Regions from separate parts of the Mus musculus genome. Here regions 2, 3, 4, 5 and 6 are each linked to region 1. A link is a loop called in an ENCODE intact Hi-C map of the cell type or tissue named here. Cell type or tissue: left cerebral cortex. All regions are shown on one strand.

Region 1 (4,000 bases):
ACACCTCACCCATTAACTAACTAACTAACTAACTAACTAACTAACTAAATGTAAACATTAGATAAACAAACCAGCAGAACCTGTGGTTCTGCCCATGGAGCCCAGCAGTGCCCGGCTCATGGGAAGCAGGCAAAGTTTCCCCAAACCCACGCTCTGTCTCCAACCCCCGCATCCTCATCTCGGTCACTTTCCAGTACTTCACAGCTCCTGTACATGCAGACACTGGGCCTCACTGTCCTTTTTCTCAGGGGCTTGCTGTTTGCAAAGGAAATCGAGAGGCCTATGTTTTTATTCCATCCTTAAATGCAAGCTCCCTCCAGAAAACCAGGAGGCAGAAGAGAAGTTGAAAAAGGAAGGAAAGAAACCATGTTTGGTACCAGCTGCCTGGACGGGCGCGTCCAGATGTTTTCTGTGTGCGTCTGCATCTGCGTCCAGCCTCACCAGGACAGTCAGCGTGTCTGCCCGGGGTCCTGCGTTCAGGCTGACCACTCCATGGCCTATTCCCAAGATTTCTTCATGCCCCCTGTAGTTTGATTCTTTTTTTAAAATTACATTTATTTATTAATGTATTATGTAGGGCAGGGTATGTAGGCCCCGTGGCATCCTGTGGAGATCAGAGAACAACTTGCTGGAGTTGGTTTTCTTCTTCAGCTGATGAGCTATCTCACAGGCCTGTGATTAACATTTTTGGGTCCAAAATATTTTTTTAACCTTTCATATTATTTCTTTGGGCTGGATTCCAAGAAGTGGCATTACTGATAATGTGCAAAAGGTTCTTCGTATGGATTGCCAAATTATACTCCAGAAGGGCAGCGCTGTCTCGCCTCCACCCCTCCTCCCATCTCTGTCTCTGGTCTTCTCCCCCAACCCCACCCTGCCCCGTCCCCTTGGCAGGTGTGCCCACGGCTTGTTTGATCTTCCTCAAATCCCTACAACCTTTGTGAAGTCTGGAAACCAAGCTGACACACTTCACACTGAAGTAAGAAAGACGTAGGAGCCTACAGAGGGCTCCCCAGCACTGCCGGCTGTGGGGTCCTCTAGCCCGTGTCTTCTCCATTCTAACACGGTTTAGTAGTGACAGGTGAGAGAGAAGCAAACCGAAAGGATGAAATACAAAGGAAAAGTACACGCCAAAGAAGAAAGACGGTAGAAAACACGTGCTCTGTGGCGGGAGGCCGAGGAGGGACCTAGAAGGTGGCGAGAAGAGAACAGCAACAGGAGCGCTCAGAAAAGGAAGTCCGCTATCCCGGACACCCAAGATGGCCCAACTGGAGACAAAGTGAAACCAGCCCGGAGTTGAAGGCGCGGGCAGAAGAGGGGTGCGTAAAACAGGGACCGCCTGGCATTGCGACCTCTCCATGACCAGGAGAGACACAGTCTACGAGCTGGCGTGAAAGCGGGCAGCGGCTCGCTTGGAGTGTAGTTCTTGGACTGAGGGGGCAACACGAGAAAGGAGCCTTAAGCATGGAAAGAGCCGCCCAAAGCAGGCAATTAGCATCTCCCACCGTGGGGTCGCAGGAGCATCGTGCAAAATTACGTATCCAACTCCAGGAGTCCCTAGCGCCCGGCATACTCCGTGCACCCCGCACATCGAGTGCACTCAGCAACGGAGTGCACGCCACATCATCTCGCACACCAAGGGATTGCAGGCAGCTCAGCTGCGCAGCAGCCCATGACGATCCCAGATACTAACGCTAGAGGGAGCGCAAGGGTTGTCGTGCCTTGGGGTCCTGGACCATCCGGGCAGCCTGTAGGGTGCTGGGCTGCTCAGGGGTGCAGGGGTGTGGATGAGGCCCCGAGTGGCTGATGGGGGGGGGGCGTGCAGAGAGTTGTCGAGTGCCTTACTTGATGTTACACACAAGCCGTGTGAAACAGAAACTGGGCAAAGGAGGCAGGGCATACTGGTGCCCCCCCCCAACCTCCAACTCTGCTCCCCGGAACTTTTTAAGGGGGGGAAATAATCCGATCCCATCTGCACTTACCTCGTCACCTAACATGGGGGAGGGGAGGGGTAAGGGCGCGCGCACACACACACACACACACACACACACTCCACTTTCGAGGGGCGGGGGTGGTGGGCAGGCAAACTTTAAAAGGCTTTTAAGCAAAAAAAAAAAAAAAAAAAAAAAAGGAAAACGAGGTTGCACGAGGCTGAGGTACTTGAAATGATTTTTGTGTTGCAAATTGCTATGCTTTTACTGAGGGCTGATGAAAATAAATGAAGCGCCTCTCCCTCTTTTTGCTAATAAATGAAATGAAAAAAAAAAGCACCATTATTATGCCACCTGCTTCTAATTCCTAATTGTGGTAACTTAATTTTCGGATTGTTGTAACGGCTTGCTACCGCAGGCGCCCGAGCAAAAAGAAAAAAAAAAAGTATGGAAGGCCGGTTGGGTCTCTTTTGGCAGATGAGGTAGACTACGTGCAGGTTGGGTTTTTTATTTGCTTCTCGCATTGAGATTTACATATTGTATATTGGGAGGAGATCATCCAGCACTTTCTTCAGCAGCCCGAGGGGTGCTCGGGAGGAGGGAAGAGTCTGAGGTACTCCCTCAGCAGTGGCCGTGACAAAGTCCACGTTCCCCCCACCCCCACCCCGCCCCCCGCACTGAGATTGAATGTTGTTTTCTCTAAAAGAAGGAGGAAGTGTTTCTATAAACTGGTCCCTGGCTGCCTTCTACGAACCTTAAAGCCCTTAGAGACGCGGACTGGACTTGGTGGTGGGTTCCTCTGAATGGCGACCCTATTACCAGCTGAGCTGAGATACCCCTTTGGTTCCTTGCTCCCTGCTTGCTCCCTATACCCTGAAACACCTTAGGCAGAGTCCTGATATAAAAATTCTCCTGTCAAACGGACGTGAGCAGATCCACAACACAATAACTTCACCCAAGTCAAGGGTCCTGTTTTTACCATTGTAACCTAATTCCAAGTTCAAACTAAGAATTTTTTTTTTAAGTTCTGGGGTTATCAGGCATATTGGAAATCATCTGAAGGGTACATGTTTTCGATACTGTGATAAAAGGGTAGATTACTTCTTTAATCTACACATACACACACACACACACACACACACACACACACACACACACACTGGTTTATAAGCTAAGTCCATATCTAAGAAGAATAACAGTTGAAGCCAGAAAAACCTGCCAGAAAGAGAGCAAACACCTTCTCTGGCGAAATCAATTTAAACTCTGACTGTCATGGCCTCCTGGCTCCTGAGAATCTCACACTGGGGACCATTGTCCTTTATGCCTGTGATAGAAATAGGCTGTACAATGTGGGTTGAATTGCATTAGAGTCATTTCAGAAGAGAGAGATGTTTATTGTCTATAGAAAACAGCCAGACTTGCCACCCGGCTGAAACTATCCTGTGAGTGCTGCAGTGACTCTGTTGATGATAAAACCCAACTCTAAGGGAAGAGACCAGGAGCCAGCGTGGACCAGAAGACAGGCAGTGCAGCCCAATTCTAAACATAAGAGGATCCAAGGAGGGGATGCAGAGAGGCCATCGATGAATGGAGACCGAACGGAAGAAAAACATTTGTGAATGAGACTTAATGGGGCCCGGCGGCAGGTGCTGTTTAAATACCCAGAATAAGGTTGCAAGCAGCTCGTTCGCGTTTGCTGGGCGCCTATCCTATGCTGCGTGACATTAGAATGGAAATGTGCAGAAAACACAAGCCTACATCTGCAGGCAGAGCTAGGCTGACAGGGAGAGGGGGTAGGAGACCGACCTCAAAGTCAGAAAAATATGCAGAAGTGGAGAATCTGCGTGCCTGGGTGGTGGTGTGGGTGGCTTAATGTAACACGGAATGCAAATGCGTCTCCCGATCAGCCTAGAGTGTCTTATTTACATCTTAAGCTGTTTGTTGCTGATTTTTTTTTTCATGCAACCGTTTTATACTGGAATTCTCAAAGCTGAACCAGGAGCGTGGAAATGGCTTGGTTGGGCTCTTGCTGTGTATCTTCTGGAAGGCACCAACTCGCATGCACACAC
Region 2 (4,000 bases), 100 kb after region 1:
CAGTCCATTATCATTAAGGCGGGAACATGGCAGCATCCAGGCAGGCATGGTGCAGCAGGAGCTGAGAGTTCGCCATCTTCACCTGAAGGCTGCTAGCAGAAGACTGGCTTCCAGGCAACTAGGATGAGTGTCTCCAAGGCCACACCTACTCTAACAAAGCCACACCCTCTAATAGTGCCACTCCCTGGGCCAAACATATACAAACCATCATATTGGGAATCATAGTGGAAACACAGCACTATTCTTGACCTGGCCTACTTGTGACTGGTGCTGGCGTGTAAAGGACAGAAGGAAGGCAGAGGAAGGAGGATCACTTTATCCAAGGGTCCTGCCCTCTCCCTCTATTATTTACCTTGGGAAACCGGTGCTGCACCAACTGCGTTCAGCCACCTCTCAAGTCGCTCACACCCTGTGCCGCTGTGCGCCTCTTCCCATAGTTCTCAGGCTAGAGCCTGCGCCTACCTGCATTCTAAGCACAGGCCAAGCCCTGAAGCCTCTGGGCCCCTGCTGCCTGTATTCTCTGCTCCCCTCATACTTCCAATCCTATGCGTCCAACCTTCTTACACAGAGATTATTAAATATAACCCCCATCTGCAGGAAATATGCAGAAACTGTTTTTGTTTGGAAACTAAAATACATAAAACTGAGTCATCAGACAGCTCTCTGCTTCAGCGAGCACTCCATGCTCAGGCCAGTAGGCCTGAAATAGCTCAGGAAAGCCTTTTCCCCGCCGGCATTCTGCCGACCGGGCACTTTTGAGCAGAGTTCCGGCCTGGCTGTATGAAGCTAGGACCCTCTTCCTCAGAACCAGGCTCTGGGGCAGAAGAGGCCAAGGACCCCTATTCGGGCCCATGGGAACCTGAGGGCATGATGGTGAGCGGCAGCCCAGTCACCAACCTGCTTCTGTCTTTATCCGTGTTGCAACCGCAACCCTCCAGGAGCCCTGGTAGCTGGATGAAGATGGATCTGAGGATGTCAGAGGATGCCCCAGGGAGGGGATCCACCCTGTGTGTGTGTACCTGTGTCACACTTGTGTGACATGCCTGCTAAGTCAGTCCAGGAGGTGATATGGCTGCTAAGTGTGTCCCAACCAAGATCAGCAGCCCAAGAAAACCCAGACTTCCTGGATTCACTGCCTATCATCTCTGACAAGCCCACCAATGAGGGGACTCCACCTTCCACAGCCCTATGCTCCGGCTGGGGATGGGAAAGGACATCAAGGTCCTTAGGTAACTAGGACAAATGTGGGGAGAGATGGAGGCCTCTGGGCACTTGCACATGCACGCACACACATGCACGCACACACACACACACACACACACACACACACACACACACACACACACGTCTTCTCTTGATGTACCCAGTCTGGGGAGCTCATGTAGACCCCATGTCTACACCTCGATTCATAAGGGAAGCTGACCCTAAACAGTGCGGAGAGGGCGGGAGCGGGGAACGGAGACTGGTCTCTGGTGCTCTCTGAAGCCCGGCTGGAGGTGTGTTCTGCGCGCGACAGTACATAAACTCTTGGCAAAGTTGGCTTTCCGTGGTTTGCTAAACTCCGGAACACAGATGTCCCATTTGTGTTTCATTAGCGCCTCGGCCGCTCTGCGGCTCTCGACCTCTGCACCAGGCAATAATGGCCTGGCGCGGGCCCATCCGCACCAGCTGGCCGGGGACCTGCTCTGCCGACCAGGGCTGTGTCTGCTGTCAGCCCTTTCCAGGCGACTGGATGGCTCCTCAGCACCAGAATGTCTCAGCGGGCCTGTGTGAGCATGGGGGCCCTTCACAAGTTTTGGAGGGGGTTCTGTTTAGGTCGGGGTGGGGGTGCTGGGCGGAGGGGGTGCTATGTGATTCTGGCAGATGGGCTGAGTGAGCATGAGGGGGTCTTTGTTAGCCTGGGAGTGGACGGTCGCTAAGAAATACCTTCAGAAGAAGAAGCATTCAAAGCCCAGTTACCCTGGGGAAGGCTAAGAGAAAAAGGGGGAAGGATGGAGGAGAAAGAAGAGTCCTCGGTAGAAAGGAGGGCAGGAGACATGCAGTGGGAGGAGAGAGGGGGAGGAACTAGGGGGAAGACAGAAGGGAAGACTGTGGGGGCGGACAGTTGGCACTCAGAGGTTGAAGCAGCCTGGGAGCTGGCCTCACCAGGAGCTGGGCATACGCACTTGGACCTGGCAGACCACAGCCTGGAGCAAATGACCAGGCAGCCTCTGAGTCCCACAGCAGAGGCCACATAGAGAGCTTCTAGGAGATGGACTTGAATTTGCAAGGGCCTGGGCACAGGCGCTGTGTTTCTGGAACCCTTCCTCTACCCTCCGACCTTCCTGGATCTGTGTTCTCGGAGAGGGCTTCAGAAGGGGCACAAACACAAAGACCCTGCCTGGGCCCAGAGTTGGCAGGTGACCACCTAACCCGCAGATCAATGAAGTCCTGCAGGAAGCTGGCACCTCCCAGGCTCCCCACCTCGAAGCCAGGGCCTCTTGAGAGGCCCAAAGCAGGACTGGCTGATGATAGTTTTGTAAGACGATGCTCCAGGTTGTCTGTGCTCCAAGGATCCACATTCCCCCGTCCTATTCATCGGCATTGAAGCTCGAGATGGATCGGTTGCGACTAGGAGGAGCCTTGCCATAGTGAGATTCAAGACGACATGTTCCAGTCAAAAAGGGACCGTGTTGGGGATGGAGGGCCCACAAAGAGAGGGCTGTAAATGGGAAGGCGGGAAGACCATTTTTATTGCTACCGTTTATACTGTTCACACAATGGGAAAGCAGTCTCAATCCACAGCGAGACAGAGACAGAGAAGGTTCCAGTCCACAAGTGAAGTATGTGCAATTCACACTCTGGGCCACGGGCTTCTTAGGCAATCAGCCTGCTCAGGATAGACACCAATGGGTCCAGGAGGTGGAACCTGGAACTGACCATACAAGTACCCTCCACTATGGGCCAGTACAGGCACCCACCACCACGGACCAGTTTGCAACCTTTTCTACTCTGTCCTGGTGCAAAATGATTCTGGCCCCTGCAGGAGAAAGAAAGCTTGCTTGTAGCTTTGAGTTTGGATATTGCCTGATGCTCTGACCCCAAGACCACTCACCCCCAGCCCCACGATCCACAGGAAGAGTGACCCACACTCTTCCTGTCCTGTCTTCAGTATCCTTGGCTGGCTGTGGTCCACGTATCTCCAGGATGCTTACTGTGGGGACACCACCCCAGGGTATGTGGCGCAGCAGCTGTCCAAGGGTCTGGCTGAACTGTGTTGGACATTCCCAAGTGTGGGTATGAACACGCTGCTCACTGCTTGCTTGCAACATGTGAAGTGTTTACAGATGTCCCTTTAGTTCATTTTTAGCTGTTGGGGTGGTTTCATAGAAGTGTATTGATACCAACAAACCATCTGCGTGTGTAACCTCGTGGGCTTTCTGTTATAGTTAGTATTAATTTGTCAACTTGACAGAATTTAGGATCACCTGGCAGACAGGCCTCTAGGCAAACCTGGGGGTAATTACCTTGGGGGTATTGAGGATGAGGCTGACCACTGTGGGCGGTGCCATTCCCTGGGCTGTGTGGGGAAAGGGGAGCACAATACCAGCAGGCATTCATCCTTCCCTGTTCCTGGCTGTGGCTCTTTCAAGTTCCTGCTCCTTTGACTTCCTGGCTGTGACAGACGGACGGCATCCTTGAACTGTGAGCCAGGATAAACCCCTCCTCCCTCAGGTCGTTTTTTGTTGGATTCTTTATCGCAGAAGCAGGGAAAGAAACTAGGACACCTTCATCTTGCACTTTCTTTAACCATCATTTTTTTTTAAAAAAGAGATTTATCATGTGTGTGTGTGTGTGTTTGTGTGTGTGTATGTGTGCGTGTGTTGGAGTGTGCCCATGTGTGTGCAGAGGTCAGAAGAGGCCACCAGAGCCCCTGGAATTGGAGGTACAGGCAGTTGGGAGAAGTCCAATATGGGTGCTGGGAACTTGAACTCAGGTTCTCTACCAGAGTGTATGTCTC
Region 3 (4,000 bases), 58 kb after region 1:
TGCAACACCTGGAGCTTCAGGGACTTCCTGTCAGCAGAAGGTCCTCAAGTCACCACACAGCTATTCAGTCACCTCCACGGGAACAAGAAGAACACATTGTGGGGCCGGGCCGTGGGGTGGGAGACACAACAGCGCACTGCCTCTTCTGTTACCAGAAATGCCTCTGATCTAAGGATGCACAGCAACACTGGGCCAGACTGTTGAGGCGTTGTGAAGAGTGAACCCTCCCTGCTCTGCATCAAAAGGCCTCGGGTCACTGACATTGGGTTAAAAGGTAACTGTCGAATACCACTGCCATCTGCGCTCTGTGTGTGTGTGTGCATGTGTGTGCACACGTGCATGTATGCACGTGTGCGTGTGTGTGCGCTCGAGTGTGCGTGTGTGCACATGTGTGCATGTGCGTGTGTGTGCCTGGGCATGCACTGTGTGTGTGTTCAAGTGTGCATGTACTCTGTGTTGTATGTGCACGTGTGTGTGCACGTGTGCATGTGTGCACGTGTGTGTATATACCGTGTGGGGGGGGGTGCATGCAGGAAAGGATCCACAGTTAGAGGCTGGTCAGCCTCGGCTGTTTTCCTCAAGCCCAATCTACCTTGTTTTGGGGGACAGGGTCTCCCTCTGGCCAAATAGGCTGGGCTGGCTGGGTAGCCCACCCTATAGGTCTGCTCGTTTCTGCCTCCCCAGTGCTGGGACTACAACTGGGCACTGCATGCTGGGGGCTTGGGGATTCAGATCCTTGTCTTTGCATGGTAAGCATTTTTGGTGACTCAACCAATCTCCCAGCTCATCACCTGCTTTTGAAATGCCCATGCGCTTGGACAGGAGGGGGCCCCTCACCACCACCACCACCACCACCACTCCTGCCAAGAAATACCCCAGAAAAGGTACAGGATCTGTCTGAAGTGCACAGTTCTCATCTTAGAGTCTCAGCTGTAGAATTGTAGGCAAGCCATTTTGAAGTGTGCCCTGTGCAGCTGAGCTGGTAGCTACTGCACAAGGCAGGAACTGGAAACGGGAGACAGTAGGTGGCCCGAGGATGGGCCACTTCCTTTTCAGTAGCCTGCCTTTCCCTCCAAGGGCTCTGTCCTGAAGAATTAAATATCCCTTTCTTTCCCATCTGCTATTTATTTTCCTGCCCTTACCTTGAAAGGGGGAGGGAAAAAAAAGGTTTTTTGTTTTTTTGTTTTTTGCTTTTGTTTTATCTCTGAATGTCCAGGGGAGAAGAAGGGGAGAGTGGGAGAGTGTGGCTGAGCCTAGAGGGATCTGCAGGGTAGCTATCAGAGGAACCAGCTGAAGATGGATGTGGTCACTCATTGGGCTGGGCTCCCACATGGAACATGCACAGGAAGCAGGGTTTGGGACTGGAGATAATTACACATAATAAATTTGCCTGGTCTCCAGGGCTGCCAGGAGAAATGTTTAGCCCAGAAAATCATCCAGCGCTCGGCACAACTGGGGAAGTCAGGAGGCTCACTGTAGGAACCCATCAGGCTGCGAGAAGAAGTCACGCTGAAGCAGGAAGTGCGGGATCCTGGATGTGGAGCCCAGCCCAGCATCAGAAGGATGCTTTCTGGAGGGATAGTATGCTCCAGTTACAGAGGGACTCTGGCCCCACTACAGGCAGAAAGGCTAAGTTGGGCAGGGCTGTCTCTTTGAAGAGCTGGATCTCGGGGAAAGGAGGTCACAGAGATTTGAGTCAAGCTTAAAACCTTCCTGTCTGGAGCATCTTCTCTGACCTGGCCTATTTTTAGAAGTTTCTTTTAAGGTCAGCGTGGGAAGCCATGGATTCAGCCGCATGCATTCCCCTGGACACTCTCCACAGCCAGCACGTTTAAAATGGAGCCACTGAGAAAAGGAGCTGGGGACACTCAGCAGGGTCAGCTGGCACCCTCCCATGCTGTATTGTCCCTGAGGAGTAGCCACCATCACAATGGCCTGGCACAGAGCTAACACCCATCACAGATGCAAGCTGCCAGTTCCTGGGCCACTGGGCCAGCACATTAGCATGGATGGTTCAGATGCGGAAACTGTAGCTAACTGAGAAACAACGGTCATCAGAGGCCACAAAACAAGGGCTGCGGTGAATCCAACATGTCTCCCATTGGCTCTTCATTTTTGACAGGTTCTCATGTATCCTAAGCTGACCTCAAACTCATTCTGTGACTAAGTATGGCCTTGAACTCCTGATTTTCCCACCCCAGCTCTCAAGTCCTGAGGTTGTAAACACATACCCCGACTCTCAGGTGATGTGATGCTGGACCCCAGGGCTTTGTGTATGCTAAGCAACATTCTACCACAGCCCCAGCCATGGGCTCATACTTTGAATGCTTTACCTACAGCTACGGAGAACTATTTTGAAGGCTGATCAAAATATGTCATTAGGGGTGGGTCTTCAGCTGTGGTCTCTGCTTCCTGCCTGTTGCCATGTGAACAAGCCATCACTACCAGTTCCCACCGCCATACACCAAGACCTCCAGTCTACCTTTTCTGCCGTGATGAACAGGAACTCACAGAAACAGTGAAAATAAATCTTTCCTCTCTGGCGCTATCTGCGGTGGGCTTGAGAGATGCAGAGAGGAAAGACCACGCAGCATTACTCCCCCTCCCCCTTTCCGGAATCCACGGAGGAGTCATCCTCTTAATTCTGCACAAGAATCTCAGGAGAGAATCTGATTGGCTGAACTCTTTTGTCCTTGTTTAAGGGAGGGGCAGTATTTTGATTGACAGGTCCTTCCTCCGTGTGTGTGTGTGTGTGTGTGTGTGTGTGTGTGTGTGTGTGTGTGCGCGCACACACACACACACACACACACACACACATGAGTAGGCACCCACACTGAAGCCACTGCCCATGAACAGGAGGATGAACAGTCCCCGGAAGCAAAGGAAGATTCTAGAAAGCACTCCATTCCTTAAAGACTTCTGGGGATTAGCATGCTACCCGTTGACTTCCATCCTCTGCCTTTACATCCCTCTGGTAAGTCTGTGTGAGGAAAGTTAGTTAATTCCACGGCTGTGCACAGCTGGCCGTGACTCAACCATCAAAACCATGTCTATAAATGTAGGAGCCGGGCTGGCAAGGGTCCAGAACAGCCAGGGCAGGGTTTACTCTCAGTGCCCAATGTGATCTCCAACTGGAGATGTGTGCTAGACCACTGACCAGATAAAGCACTAATGAATGAGAGGAGGGAATAGGACAGATCGCCAAAGTCCTATGGATAGCTAGAGGACTGCAGATCCCGCTCGCTCTAGCTGCCAATCTTCTCAGTCTGGAATAAGCCACGCCCACATGAGCCAAGCAGCTACACCACGCCCATTTTTGTACTAAAGGCAGGCACCGCCCCTCAAACAGCACTCAGCTGCCCTGGCCATCAGGGGGCTCCACTATGCTCTGAGATGAAGGATGGGACCAAGGAACCTTCAGACCTGCACTGAACTCCTAAGACCAAGGTTCCTAAAACCATGGGTTTTCCAGGGCACTGATTCCGGGAAGGAAACGGAAGCCTTGAAGTCCCAATTCAGCTCAGCCTTCCGTGTTCATGGAAGTTACTCCCAAGCTTCAGCCATTGTCAAGCAAACAGAAATGGCCAGAAGGACCTAGCTTTCGGAGTATTTTTATATGACAGAGAAAGAAAAAAAAATCACAAATTCCCCTACCCTTCACTCAAAAAAGATTTGTTAGTAGCAACTCACTCTTGGAGTGAGGAGAGGGAGGGCTGGGGGTGTCTTGTGTATATTCAACAAACTGTTTCTTCCTCTCTGTCTCTGTCAAAATAATTGTCAACTCTATGGAGCTGTGCACGTGTCTGTCTCTATGTGTGTTTTTATAGAACGAAGAGGAGACAGGGCTTCTTGTCTTAACTTTGAGACCCAGAGGTCGGGATGCGATGGACTTTCACCTTCTCTCCTATTCCATTTCAGGACAGTTGGCTTCTTGCAAAAGGATCTCTGTTCTTCCGAAAGCCACAGAGCTTCTCAGGATCTGTTTTCTGCGAAATCAGGG
Region 4 (4,000 bases), 87 kb before region 1:
GCCAGCTCCCGCCTCAGGAGCTATCGATGCTCAAAAGTCAGAGGCCTTACACACACCTGGGGACTAGGTTCGTTCATGTATTTTGAGCTGCAAAGCCTTGATTATTTCACATGCCCACAGACCCTAGGGCAAATACATCCGTACATCAGAAGGACTCACTCAAATATCATCTGATTGGTGTTCATGTATAAAGCAAATGAAAACAGAGACATAGGACATGGCACTTTACCTCAGCACTGTGAAATAAAGCCAGGTAAACTACTTATTTTAAAACGTTTAAACCTTTAACAAAACAATTTCAAGCGTGCTTATTGCTTCTTACTTTGCTCTGGTTTAGCAGCCCTCTGGTAGAACTTTAATTCCGTGAAAAGAGGTCCATTGTCACTGGGTTCCTTAGAATACAAGAGTCAATTAAAATTATTGAACTATTTACATTGAGCTTTCAAAATAGAGTAAATCTAATTTTCCTACAAACACAATATAACTTTGATACTTAAATTTACAAACTATTAAAACTCCTTACAAATGCTTTATATGTTCTCACAATAATTTTTCTTTCTCGTAAGCTCAACTTTCATAATTGATACATTATACAAAATCAGAAACACAGTTCAGTCTTTGCAGAAGTTTAAGACAAATGTTTAAGCTAATTTTCATCTTTATTAAGCAAAGGCCACCAATCATGCTAAGTGTATCACCACTAAGAGGCTACAAGGCAGTTCAAAGATTTAATAGAATTCCAACACCTGACTTAGCCAATTAATGGTAGAATCCCATCCCTTCCCTTGCCTTGCCCTACAGTGACTCTCGCTACTTCATGCAAGTGGAGGATCATCTGCATTGCAGAGCGAGACCGCAGTGCGCCTTCTTTCTAGTACTGAATCCTCTTTCTCAGACCAACAATTTTATGTCTTTTTTTTTTTAAATCAAAAAGAAACTGGTGCTAAATAACTGTTTTCCCCAACTTGACCAGACAACCCCTATTTCCCATTTCAAGGGACCATTTGAATTATTTGTAAAGACATCTACCAAAAAAAAAGAAAAAAGAGAAAGAGAGAGACATTTACAAAAGAGGTATTTCACACAACAAGAGATAAGAGCTCTTCAGGACTTTCATATTGTTTAACAAATATTGGGAAGAAGTCACTTATAATTTTGTTGTCTCTTTAAATAGTTAATTTTGTGTGACTGATTGATATAAAATAGTATTTACTTAATGTTTGATATTTTATACTGGTTTAAAAACAGTAATAACCTCAAACATGAAAGCAAAGATTTCTAAACTAATCTGAGCAAAATACTTGGGACAGAAGACCCACACGGCTGGAGTTAAGGACTCAGAGCTCATCGGAACCAGCAGACCTGAGCTATGGCATGACAGTGTGTGTTCTCCACTTCAGAGGTATCTGCTCCAAATGATGAAAATAACATCCACCCACTTCTTCTTCATTGAGGAAACCTCAACAACTACAGAAGTTAATTTTGGTCCTTGAAGTGTCAATTAAACCCTTTGTCACACATAATTCTATCAGCTCAGATGTACAGGAATTCAAATGACGGGTATCTCCAGGTAACATGCTTTTACAGGACTCTGCTCATCTGCAATCACACAGTACTTAGCCACAGGGAACACTTAAGCCAAAAATGGCCAACACTCGGATCAGAAAGAACGTGGGCAGTTCGCCATATGTGTACAGCTCAGCCTCAGAGAGTGGTGTTCAAGGGCTCAGCATGTCACCAAGCCCCACAGGATCATATCTGTACACAGATGTGAATGCCGAGCTATGTGCTATGCAGGAAACTCTCCCACACCTGTGGCTCCCTTCCTAGCAGCAACAGAAGCCAGACATGGAAGCAAATGTTTCCAGTCTATGACCAAGTAAGTCACAGAATCAGTGTGAAAAATGAAGAAAGTGAAATTAAAGAAAAGGAATCTTGGTTAGCTTTCAGAATGACTCATTAATAAAACTCTAACTTAAAAGACGCTCTCCCAAGACCACTCCTGGCTTATTACCAACAGTATAAGATTTTTGATTTATTCAGTTTCAGCCTACATCATATCAACTTTAATTTTCAAGTTCCCTTCAAGGAATAATTTATTAAACTTATAATGCGAATCAACCATATAAATCAGGACACTCTAATGAAGGCTCCTGAGCACCTTCAGACATTTTCCTGTCCAGTAGGCGTCCATTATGACAAGGTGACGGAGTTACTTCTTGGCGCTGCGCTCCAGCTGAAGCGAGCCATCTATGGAGAAAATACCTTAACTCAGAACTAAAATTGTATTAACATATTTCAAATTTGAAATACTTTGCCAACTCTATAATAGCCAAGATTTAGAAAAGAAATTGGGACTGACATTTTAACTAGAATATCACTAAACGTTTCCTTAAGACTTCTAAGTGTCAAAATGACGATGACAACAGGAAAAAAATTAAAATGTGATATATTTCAATGGCACCATCCAAAAGCAACTGGCTGCCATTTAAAAACGAAGCTGTACAAAGTTTCTCCTTCTTACCAAAAAAAAATTAAGATATCTGCATTGAAAATGAGAAACACTCATCACAACATCAGGCAGAGTTCTTCCCGGGAGGGAGGCTGTGAAACACAGACCCCATCAGTTGTTCCCAAGAAAAGGACCACCACACACCAGCTCTTAAGTGCCATCAACTGGAAGTCCATCTTCAGGCGTCCAACTCTGCTCCCGTGAAGGTGAGAAGGACTCAGAGAACTAATTTCTTACTGACGTTTAGATTTGGTGGGGGAGGGGGAGTCAGAAAATTTTCTACCCGTACGTATTGTCCAAGTTACTTATTTATTTACTCTTTCTTCTTGGCCTCTGTGTGTGTGTGTGTGTGTGTGTGTGTGTGTGTGTGTGTGTGTGTGTGTGAGTATGTGCGTGTGTGTATGCTCACGCACGCATGCATGTGTGTCTGTCTATGTCTCTGTGTGTGCCCTTGTGTCTCTCTGTGTATGAGTGTATCGGTGTGTGCACCTGTATGTGTCTGTGCGTGTGCCTGCATGTCTCTCTTGAGCTTGTCTGTGTGCGTGTGCTCTCACACACAGTCTCTGAAAGCAAGCACAAACTAACGTCCCAAGACACAGCAGTGCTGTCCCACAGCTGCTTGCATCAGTCAGGGATGAAGGCCCCAGACAGAAACAGAGACCACTCCTGGGTGGGAAGAAGTGTGCAGGAACTGCTGAGACATTTCATTTGTATGTGTATGGTATGTTCATGCCAATGCCAAATGCAGGAGTGGTGTGTAACCATGTAGAGCTCATTCATAAAGCTGGCATGTAAGAAGTAACTGAGCTTCTGGGGTAGACTCTCAGAGTACAACTACTGGAAAGGACCTCAGAATGAAGCTACAGGTCTGCAGAGCCGTGACCTCACCTGTCACAGCTAAGGTGCACAATGCTCCAGGCTCTACTCTGGTTCTCAACGTGGCTGCAAAGGAGTACCTGGCAGACTTACCAAAGACACCAATGGCCAGGCCTTGTGCAGTCCCATGACAACATACAAGGGCTGGGAAGCATGGCTTGGCATGTCATTATGGAACTTTACAACAGCAAACACTTAGCTGTGTTTCTTAAATACCTTGCCCATTTTTGCTCTAAAATAAAAGGCATGCTCGTGTTTACAGTGCGTGAGTGTCATGGTACACTTGTTCACAGAGCCAACTTATACAGAACTTTCACACACTAAGCTTCACATGTGACTCTGTGTTGCTCATTCCCGGTCAGTAGCTCATGGTCTCTGAAAACACGAACCTTGGCTGGAGTTGCAGCAGTCACAGAAACCTGACCAGCAGCCAGGCGGCTCTGCACCCATCTCCAGCACCGCACGCACGCACGCACGCACGCACGCACGCACGCACGCACGCATTTAACAATTTCATGTGTTTGTCTGAATGGCAACTGTTCTGATTTTAAATCAGAAAAGGTGTGATACCCATTCTACGTGTTTGTATCTGATACTTCCACCTTTAAAGAC
Region 5 (4,000 bases), 120 kb after region 1:
CAACAGAGTTGTAAGAGCTGTAACAGGGTATCTTTTAAAGGGGGGTTTTGTGGGCTGGAGGGGTGGCTCAGCAGTTAAGAGCACTGACTGCTCTTCCAAAGGTCCTGAGTTCAATTCCCAGCAACCACATGGTGGCTCACAACCATCTGTATCGAGATCTGGCGCCCTCTTCTGGCGTGTCTGAAGGCAGCTACAGTGTACTTACATATAATAAATAAATCTTTTAAAAAGGGGGCGGGGGGGGGGAGGTTTTGTAAAAGACCGAGCAAACATTGTTACTAGTCTCCATCACTGTTAATCACGAACGACAGTAGCCTGGGTTGTGAGTGCAGCTTAGAAGTCATGTGCTTGCCTGTCACGTGGTGAAGACCCAGGTTCTGGCCCCAGCTTGCCAAAGAACATAATCCTTTACCTTTTTCTTCCCAATGTTAATCCTCGGGAGGATAACAACAATTTTTAAGTTGGTAGAGAGGGGAAATACCACACAGATCTAAAGCTCACTTGTTTGTGTATACCTGAAGGCCATGTTACAAGAACACAGAACAAAGGACTACCTCATTTACCAAGCTCAGGTCTGAGTCAAAACAGCATCTATTTGCGGTTTGGGCGTAAAGAAAGCTAATAGAAATGTGAACTAAACAAAAAAAAAAAAAAAAAGCATACAGCCCAGGCCAAAAGGCAACTCATTTTCATAGTTTGGTTGATTTTTGTTAGGGTTAAAATAGGCAAAGAGATGCAAATGCGTGTGCAATGCCTTTAGAGAACAATTTGGCACACAAGCACGCTAGGGTCTCGTGGGTCAGCCTACAGTGTGCAGAGCGTGAATGTTCCTTTCATGTCAGCCACTACTGTGCGTTGCTGATCGTTTGCTGTCACCTTGTACTCGGCCAGAATTAACATTATGCAGAGCTTTAAAATATTTTTCTGTGCAGAGAAGAAAACAGAGGTGCTAACTAGGAATAAAAAAGCTTTAGTCCAGACTGTACCTGAGACACAAGCACTCAATGTTCAATTATGTCTTACTAATTCAGCAAAATGCAGGAAAATACCTATGAGCTACATGGGTGACAAATCCCAGGAAGCAGGGTCCAGTCCCACTTCTGTTGTCTACCAGGGTAGGAGGAAGGCAAGCTCAATCCTGGAGGTGTTAGTGATGGAGCCCTGAGAAATCCTTACCATTTTGCACTTTTGCTGAATAAGTCTCAAACTTCTATTCTACTTCAGTAAGAAGTAGCCCCAAGGTCATCAACTCAATGAAGGGTCTAAGCATTTGGGGTTTTAGAGACTCTGCATAGCTGCTAACCCTTTGGAAAACACTCTCCCCCTCCCCAACTCCCTCCCCCCCCCCATATATACACATACACACATACACATACATACACACACACACACACACACACACACACTCAAGACACTAAGATAATCATCCCTAAAAGTTGGCCATCACAAACTTAAAACAGTCTACTTCTCTTTTACGCAATGTGTGTGAGGATTTAAGAAAAATGTCAGAATTTGATCCAGTAAAATAAACAAGATTCAAGCTGTAAGACACAATTATAAACCTACTGAAAAACAACAGTGCCACCTGCTGACAGAGAAATGAAAGTAGAGGCATGAAAGAGCCATATGCATCAGTACCGGGAAATGTACAGTGCTCAGACTAGACAGAACACTACTGTAGAAAATGGAATTGTTCAGAGTGAGTTAGTGGTAGCTATAACCACCCTTTTCTCCCTAACGATCATCTAGGTTAACAACATTGCCTGCTATCGTGTGACACATTAGTACTGGGTTACAAATAGGCTAACCTAAAACAAACCTGCCAAATATAAGCACATTAAATTCCAATCTTCATTTGGGGCCACACCATATATTTGTATGTAGAACTAATTAATTAGATTGCTGAAAGGGGGAGAGGGAGAGAGAGAGTCAAAAGAAACCAGCCAACTATGGGATTTGTGCTGTTTTTTTTTTTATTGTGTTTTCAATGGAGAAATACATCATCTGTTTACAAAATAGCTCTTGAAAAATACAAGGAGTACAGATACTATAAAACAAAGCAAACTCCAGTCATGAGACACTACTTACATCATGCGAAAGCAACAGTCTGATCTCCAGGTTATGGAAACTAGAAGTAAAAAGTCACTACACAGAAAAGATCCACGTCTCCAGCCTGGTGAAACTTGGATGCAGTTACATGGAACGTTTATTAAACTGAATTTTTCCCCAATGTGTAAACAAAACGACAAGACTAAATCTGTGCCTGGTGATGTCAATCTAACTCTGAAGCTACACACACAGACACCAGTACATGTCACCTGTTAGCGGACCGTCTTCTTTACTCAAATGGTGGGAGGAAGGGCAAGGTGACTGCAGAGCAAGAGGTGGAGAGTAGAACACTGTATATAAACAATGTAAGTGGTAAAGAAAGCCTTAATTAATGCATAGCTTCAGGGGAAAGACTATACTCCAACTTTGGAAATTAATTTGGAAGGACAGGGGAGAGTTTAAGTAATTGCAGTGTAACATGAAAATGCACAAACGTGTGATAGAATGCAGCGAAATGAAGGATTCAAAAACCATGCTCATACAAAGATCTGCTGCTACAGGTCTGTTTTACCCAGATTAACAAAGAGTAACTTTATCAACATCTGGCACCCGTCAGATGTCACAAGATGGACGAGAATTCTGCTACTTAATTATGAGAAATCATTGTCTTTAAAGAAGATTTCTAATTTTTGATAGAACAAAAAAAAAAATTCAAAAGTGGAAAGCTGACTAAATGTCAAGTGCTTACTAGAAATGATTTTTAAAATGTTTTTGTATGTAAAATTCACTGACAAATTTTGATAAACTGGTTAAAAATAAAAATTAGTTTAAAAATCTGGAAGAAAATGCCTTTTGCCCACTTTTAAAAATGAAAATCAATTTGTCTAAGACAGGAACAGGAGTTGTGTGGAGTGTACAAAAGTCCTCGCAGAGATCAAAGGGCCGCCTCCGGGGATGCTTCACAGGTATGGCTTCAGTCACTCTCAAGTTCTAGCCATGGGACCAAAGTTAGTGTCTGTGTCACGCAGCCACAGGGTCAAGGTTACATGTCATGGCTTAGGAAAATACTGGCATTCTGGTTTCTGTGAAATAAGCCTTACCTTGTGCATACAAGCAAAGGGGAAAAAAGAAAGGCAAAAAATAAAATAAAAGGGGGTGGGGGAGCACTGTCTTTCTGAAGACTAACAGACTGAAGGCAAAAGAACAGAGCTTGCGAAAGCTCAAAGACCACACTTGTTGGCCGAATGCTGATTTGTATGCACTATAAAACAACTCTATAAATAAAAGGAATATATACTGCTTAATCATAACCTCATCAAAACCAAGTATCGCCTAATTCTTCTTTCAGTGTCCAAAGTATACCTTAGCATTGACAATTCACCCTAAGGGCTACAGCTGCCCGTAAGGACTGGGCTGAGCTCGGTGTCCTCCTGCCCTTTCTGGGACAGAATGGTACACCAATGCACAACGTATCCAATTTAAAGACTAATTGTAAAGAAAATTCTTTGGGGAAAAAAAATTGAAAATCCATTAAGCTGAAAATCTAAAATTAGTTCTACTTTCTAATTAAAAAAAAATACATAAAAGTGCATCATCAGAATGAGGAGTTCTTCTGCCAGCTTGTATTGCAGTTTTCCAAACAATGCAGCACACAGAGGCGCGATCCGGATGTCAGTTATGGATACAAACATAGCTCGAGGGTTTTGTTTTGTTTCCTTCTTAAAGGCAGTAATTTTTCTGAGTAGTTAATGCAGCTGTCGCTAACACAGTAATAATAGCACTCCTGGCTTCGCATACTAACCTGGACTTCTGATCAAGTGCTCATGAGCCCAAGGCAGGGAGGCCACCAAACAGCTAAACCCACTGTCAGTCAGGTCTAGTCTTGTCCCTCCAATCTCCTCTTTTCCTTTCTTTCTTTCTTTCCTTTGTTTAAGCATCTGGAGACAACGGG
Region 6 (4,000 bases), 110 kb after region 1:
AACACCTGAAGAGGAGGCCTCGATGGTTTTAAAAGTGTGTGGATATTACTGGATAAACGTTAGTCCAATAAAAGAGATCATCATGCGTTGCTTGTGTACATTTAAGTTGACACTAAAAAGATCTTTGTGGAGGAGCGTGCGCCTGCTGGGCCTCCTGCATCTCTTTCTCTCTTCGGCCTTTAACGCTTTAGCAACTGAAGAAAAACCCAGCCCAGCTGATCCTCCCAGCCCCAGGATGAATCCGACCTGGGTGCTGGGAAGACCATGCCCAGGCGGGCGGCCATGGGCCTGCCCTTGTGACTACAGAGCATCCTGTCCTGAGGTTCCACCACTAGCTCCTAATAAGAACACGAAGGCCCTGCTTGAAAGCAGACAGGGATCTGCATCTGTCCTATGGACACAGCTCACAAACCATTCTTACTCAGAAATTGTTTTCTCTCTTCTTAAGGTCTGAAAATATTTCCTGCCTCTGCTCGCAACCATTCACATGTGCATGTGGGTATACGTGCACACATACCACGTGGCTATATCCATATGCTCACACATATGCACATGGATATGCACTGGCCCAGTACTCAGACATGCTCACACACATGTACTGACATACACATGGCTTTGCACTAATGCTTACATGCACATGGATATGCAAACATGGTCTCATACACATGGTTATATATACACATGCTTATGTGTGCACATACATTCACATGAAAAACTATGCACATGTGTTCTCACACACATAAGCATACCCATGCTCATGTATGCACATGTATAATGCACAAATGCACACTATATACATATATATGTATGTATATATTTACACATAGACACACATATATGCATACATATCCATCTTTCTAACTCTCCTGAAATAGAAATTAAGGGAACCCTTTATCCAGGCAGCCTCTCTCCCCATCTGCAGCTTTGGAACATGGAACAGGATTCCAGACGCAGAGCCCACCAAACTCTACTCTCAGTACATTTTCTCTTCACATCTAAGAGGCCTTGGTCCAGAATGAAATGTAGAATTAAAAGGAGGGAATGAGGCTGGGAATGGGGCTCAGTTGGTAGAGTGCTTGCCTAACACACACGAGTGAGTGCTGGCTTAAGCCTCTAGCATTGCATAAGCCAGGTGTGGTTGCACATCTGTAATCCCAACTCCCAGGAGATAGAGGCAGGAGGATCAGGTTTCTTTGTCATCCTTGGCTACAAGTTTTGAGGCTGGCCTAGGAAAGTGAGACCTTATCTGAAAATTAAATACAGAGGACGCTGTCCAAGGTCCTTCGTTGTTTCCGTCTGCGGGTGCAAGACAGGAAGCTCCTGAGCTGGAAGCCAGCCTGAGCTACCAAAGGAGTCCTAATATCCAAGTAAAAGGACTTCAGCCGGTTGGTTTTAAAAACAAACGTTCATAAAAGGCACTTACTCCCCCTCAGCTCTGCAGTCTCTGGCTGACACACAGGCCCCTGGCTACCCTGACTTCTCACTAGTGTTTTTATCCCTAAGGCTCAAGGCAGGTGGACCCCTCTCCACCATGGGGGCATGGCTGTGGGGCCTCCCCTGCAGACTGGGTCAGTACCCTCCTTCCCCAAGCAGGCAAGGAGAGACAAGAGGAGATACTCCTGGTATCCCCTGGTGAGCACAGCTCTTTCTTCAGGACAAGCTGCAGCGGCTTGCTATTATCTCTACTTTATTTAGGTATGGGCCACATCTGCCTGTCCCTGGGCTGAGGAGGGGACAACGGGAGAGGTGAGGCACCATGCCAGTTGCAGCCACCTGGCGAGCAGGGCAGATTCCTTTGTATGCTGCTCATTAGTTGAGCCTACTGAGTCCCCATTCCAGGGCTAACAGTGACACCTGCAGTTTAACCAGCCACATGTCACACTGCAGGACAGTAGCCCAGGAGGTGATGGAGAAGTCTCGGGCCATCTATTGACTTCCTGGAGCCTGGCGGAACCTTCTCACCATTAGCCCCAGGGACGTGGGAAGAAGAGACTCAGCTAGATCTTCCTGCAGGAGCCAGAGACACAGTCACCAGGACCCTGGCTGTATCTAGAGTCTTCAAAAGCACTGACCCATACCTGTTGCAGCCACCAAGCTGGGGTTGACTTAATTTGAAGATCAGAAATCAGACTGCCAGTTACCATGGCAGCTACCCGGGGTAGTCATCCATTGGCAGTGGCTCCTGCATGGTCCTCTCTCACTCAGCACACCGAGATCACCAAATCAGATGGCCCAGGGGACTGAGGACCACAGAGGGCAAACAGTGTGGCTGGCCTAGGTTGTCCAGGGTCGTGGATCCCTGCCCTAGCCTCTGACCATAGAAACAGGGCACAAGTGGGTCACTCGGCTCTTGGCCAGGTGTCAACCTTCCTTGTAAGACCATCATAGGGGGCTGCACATGGCTTCTCTACAGATTGTCTCCTTGATATATCCCTTTGCTTTACACACACACACACACACACACACACACACCCCACACCCCAGAAGGTAGCAGGTCAGAAGTGAACTACTTTCATCTTTCTGAACCCCCACAGCTCCTAAGGTGTGGCTTCAGCAGCCCAAGCTCCGTTTCTCCTCTCTCTGTACACTGCCTGCGAGTCTGAGAGCCAGAACATACAGAAAAATGAAGTGAGTCAAAGATTTCTTTATAACTTTTCTCAATATTCTGCTGATTGCCAGCTCGATAGCAGATGTGCTATGGTTAATGATGCATAGACAAGCAGCAGCCCTAATCCCTAAATGAACTTCGTATCACTAAATATATAAAGGGGAAGCTATACAAACTCAATTTAGCTCTCTGCTCTTCTAGTTTTCCCTTCGAGGAGTGAAAGGAGAGGGTGGGTGGGTGTCTAGGAGACCCAGGGACGACAGAGAAGATGGAGGAGGCCATAGGCTAGCCTACCACACCACCCAACACCCACATACTAATAAGCACTCTACCCCACATCTCCACCATAGCACAGAAAGGAACGGTTCTATACGCTCATTGGCCACGGAAGCTCAAGTCACACCAGCTCTTTCCTGGTCCCCCCTCAAGGGCTCCAGTGACACCCTCCCCCCTACACTGCCCTTTCCTCCTAATCTCAGCTTCTGCATACCTGGGCAGGGTTCAGCAAGGCTTAGAAACGGATACTTATAATGCCAAAGGGTTCGTTCACATCGGTGCTAGGCATTCCCAGTGGGCCGTGTGTTGGACCACAACCACAGAGAGGCGTGGGTCCAAGTGCCGATAAACACCAGTGGGAACTCCTCTCCATCACCCATCCAGGAGAGAGGGCAGAAGGAAAAGCAAGCCCAATGGCTCGGGTCAGGGGCCGGGCCGGTCAGGAGCTAGAAGGCAAGCTGATGGTGGCCTCGGGATGAGCTGACCTTCACCCCCCAGCAAGCGAAGACCACCATCATCCGAGAGCTTCCGCAGCCATGCTGAGATGGTGACCAGGAGAGTTGGGTTTGGATTCCATATTCAGAGACCCCCCTCGCCGCCAGAGGCCTGACCAACTCATTTTAAATAGCTGTGGAGCCCAGGTGGCCTGCTAATCTCATCGGAAACTCAAGGAAGCAGCAAGAGGCACGATGGGAAAGTGTATGCACATCCCCTACCCACTGGAGCCAAGGGCCAGCTTATGCATATGCAATGTGGGCCCACTCATAAGGCTTTTCCATTAGCAGAGTGGAGAAGCCGTGGCCAGGCTGGGAGAATCTGCATTTCACCTTACGCTGCACACAGCTGGGTTCAGATTGGCACCAGTGCTAATATGCAAATGAGGTTGTATCTGTATGCATCAGGACTCCCCGAGAAGCCAGGAGGGACCAGGGTCCTTCTCTAACCAGCAAAGACAGGAATGGGTCATTCCAGGGGGGCAGTTAGCTGGTAAGCCATACACGTGGAACAGGGGTCATTGCCATGGGGGTGGGGAGACACTAGTCTTTCTCAGAATGGTCTCCTAGGGGAAAGAATTACCAACAGGACCCAGTGGCTGAGTCAGAATTCCTCCAAGAA

The links. Peaks named below come from ENCODE experiments on the same cell type or tissue, not always from the same donor. Only the 100,000 strongest peaks of a DNase experiment are listed, where the experiment ranks them.
Region 2: it touches region 1 in a loop (5-fold over the local background); 17 of 42 quality-filtered maps call a loop at or near these places.
Region 3: it touches region 1 in a loop (2.0-fold over the local background); 2 of 42 quality-filtered maps call a loop at or near these places.
Region 4: it touches region 1 in a loop (6-fold over the local background); 11 of 42 quality-filtered maps call a loop at or near these places.
Region 5: it touches region 1 in a loop (12-fold over the local background); 24 of 42 quality-filtered maps call a loop at or near these places.
Region 6: a loop joins it to region 1, with 6 times the contacts of the local background. A loop is called at or near these places in 22 of 42 quality-filtered maps.

Annotation. Positions count from the first base shown.
Region 1 is chr12:105,960,541-105,964,540 of GRCm38, reverse strand. No RefSeq gene overlaps it. Among named protein-coding and RNA genes, the nearest start is that of Vrk1, 48 kb to the left of the region's middle. In left cerebral cortex, a CTCF peak has its summit at 1,687; DNase peaks (open chromatin) are centred at 1,242, 1,678, 2,493 and 3,744; H3K4me3 peaks cover 1,458 bases; H3K27ac peaks cover 1,695 bases.
Region 2 is chr12:105,860,367-105,864,366 of GRCm38, reverse strand. No RefSeq gene overlaps it. Among named protein-coding and RNA genes, the nearest start is that of Gm19554, 37 kb to the left of the region's middle. In left cerebral cortex, no CTCF peak of the experiment used is centred here; DNase peaks (open chromatin) are centred at 716, 1,608 and 2,095; H3K27ac peaks cover 361 bases.
Region 3 is chr12:105,902,599-105,906,598 of GRCm38, reverse strand. Gm32370 (a long non-coding RNA gene) reads left to right here. Exons shown (of 3, transcript XR_381890.2): 1 at 1-274; 2 at 3,919-4,000. Among named protein-coding and RNA genes, the nearest start is that of Gm32370, 2.2 kb to the left of the region's middle. In left cerebral cortex, a CTCF peak has its summit at 3,363 (motif pointing right); DNase peaks (open chromatin) are centred at 1,553, 1,938 and 3,078.
Region 4 is chr12:106,047,327-106,051,326 of GRCm38, reverse strand. Vrk1 (vaccinia related kinase 1) reads right to left here. Exons shown (of 14, transcript NM_001029843.2): 4 at 323-392. Among named protein-coding and RNA genes, the nearest start is that of Vrk1, 39 kb to the right of the region's middle. In left cerebral cortex, no CTCF peak of the experiment used is centred here; a DNase peak (open chromatin) is centred at 1,681.
Region 5 is chr12:105,836,900-105,840,899 of GRCm38, reverse strand. It overlaps Papola (poly (A) polymerase alpha), which reads right to left. Exons shown (of 22, transcript NM_011112.4): 22 at 1,956-4,000. Among named protein-coding and RNA genes, the nearest start is that of Papola, 54 kb to the right of the region's middle. In left cerebral cortex, CTCF peaks have their summits at 168 (motif pointing left) and 1,590 (motif pointing left); a DNase peak (open chromatin) is centred at 1,591.
Region 6 is chr12:105,852,658-105,856,657 of GRCm38, reverse strand. No RefSeq gene overlaps it. Among named protein-coding and RNA genes, the nearest start is that of Gm19554, 45 kb to the left of the region's middle. In left cerebral cortex, a CTCF peak has its summit at 1,856; DNase peaks (open chromatin) are centred at 1,841 and 2,646.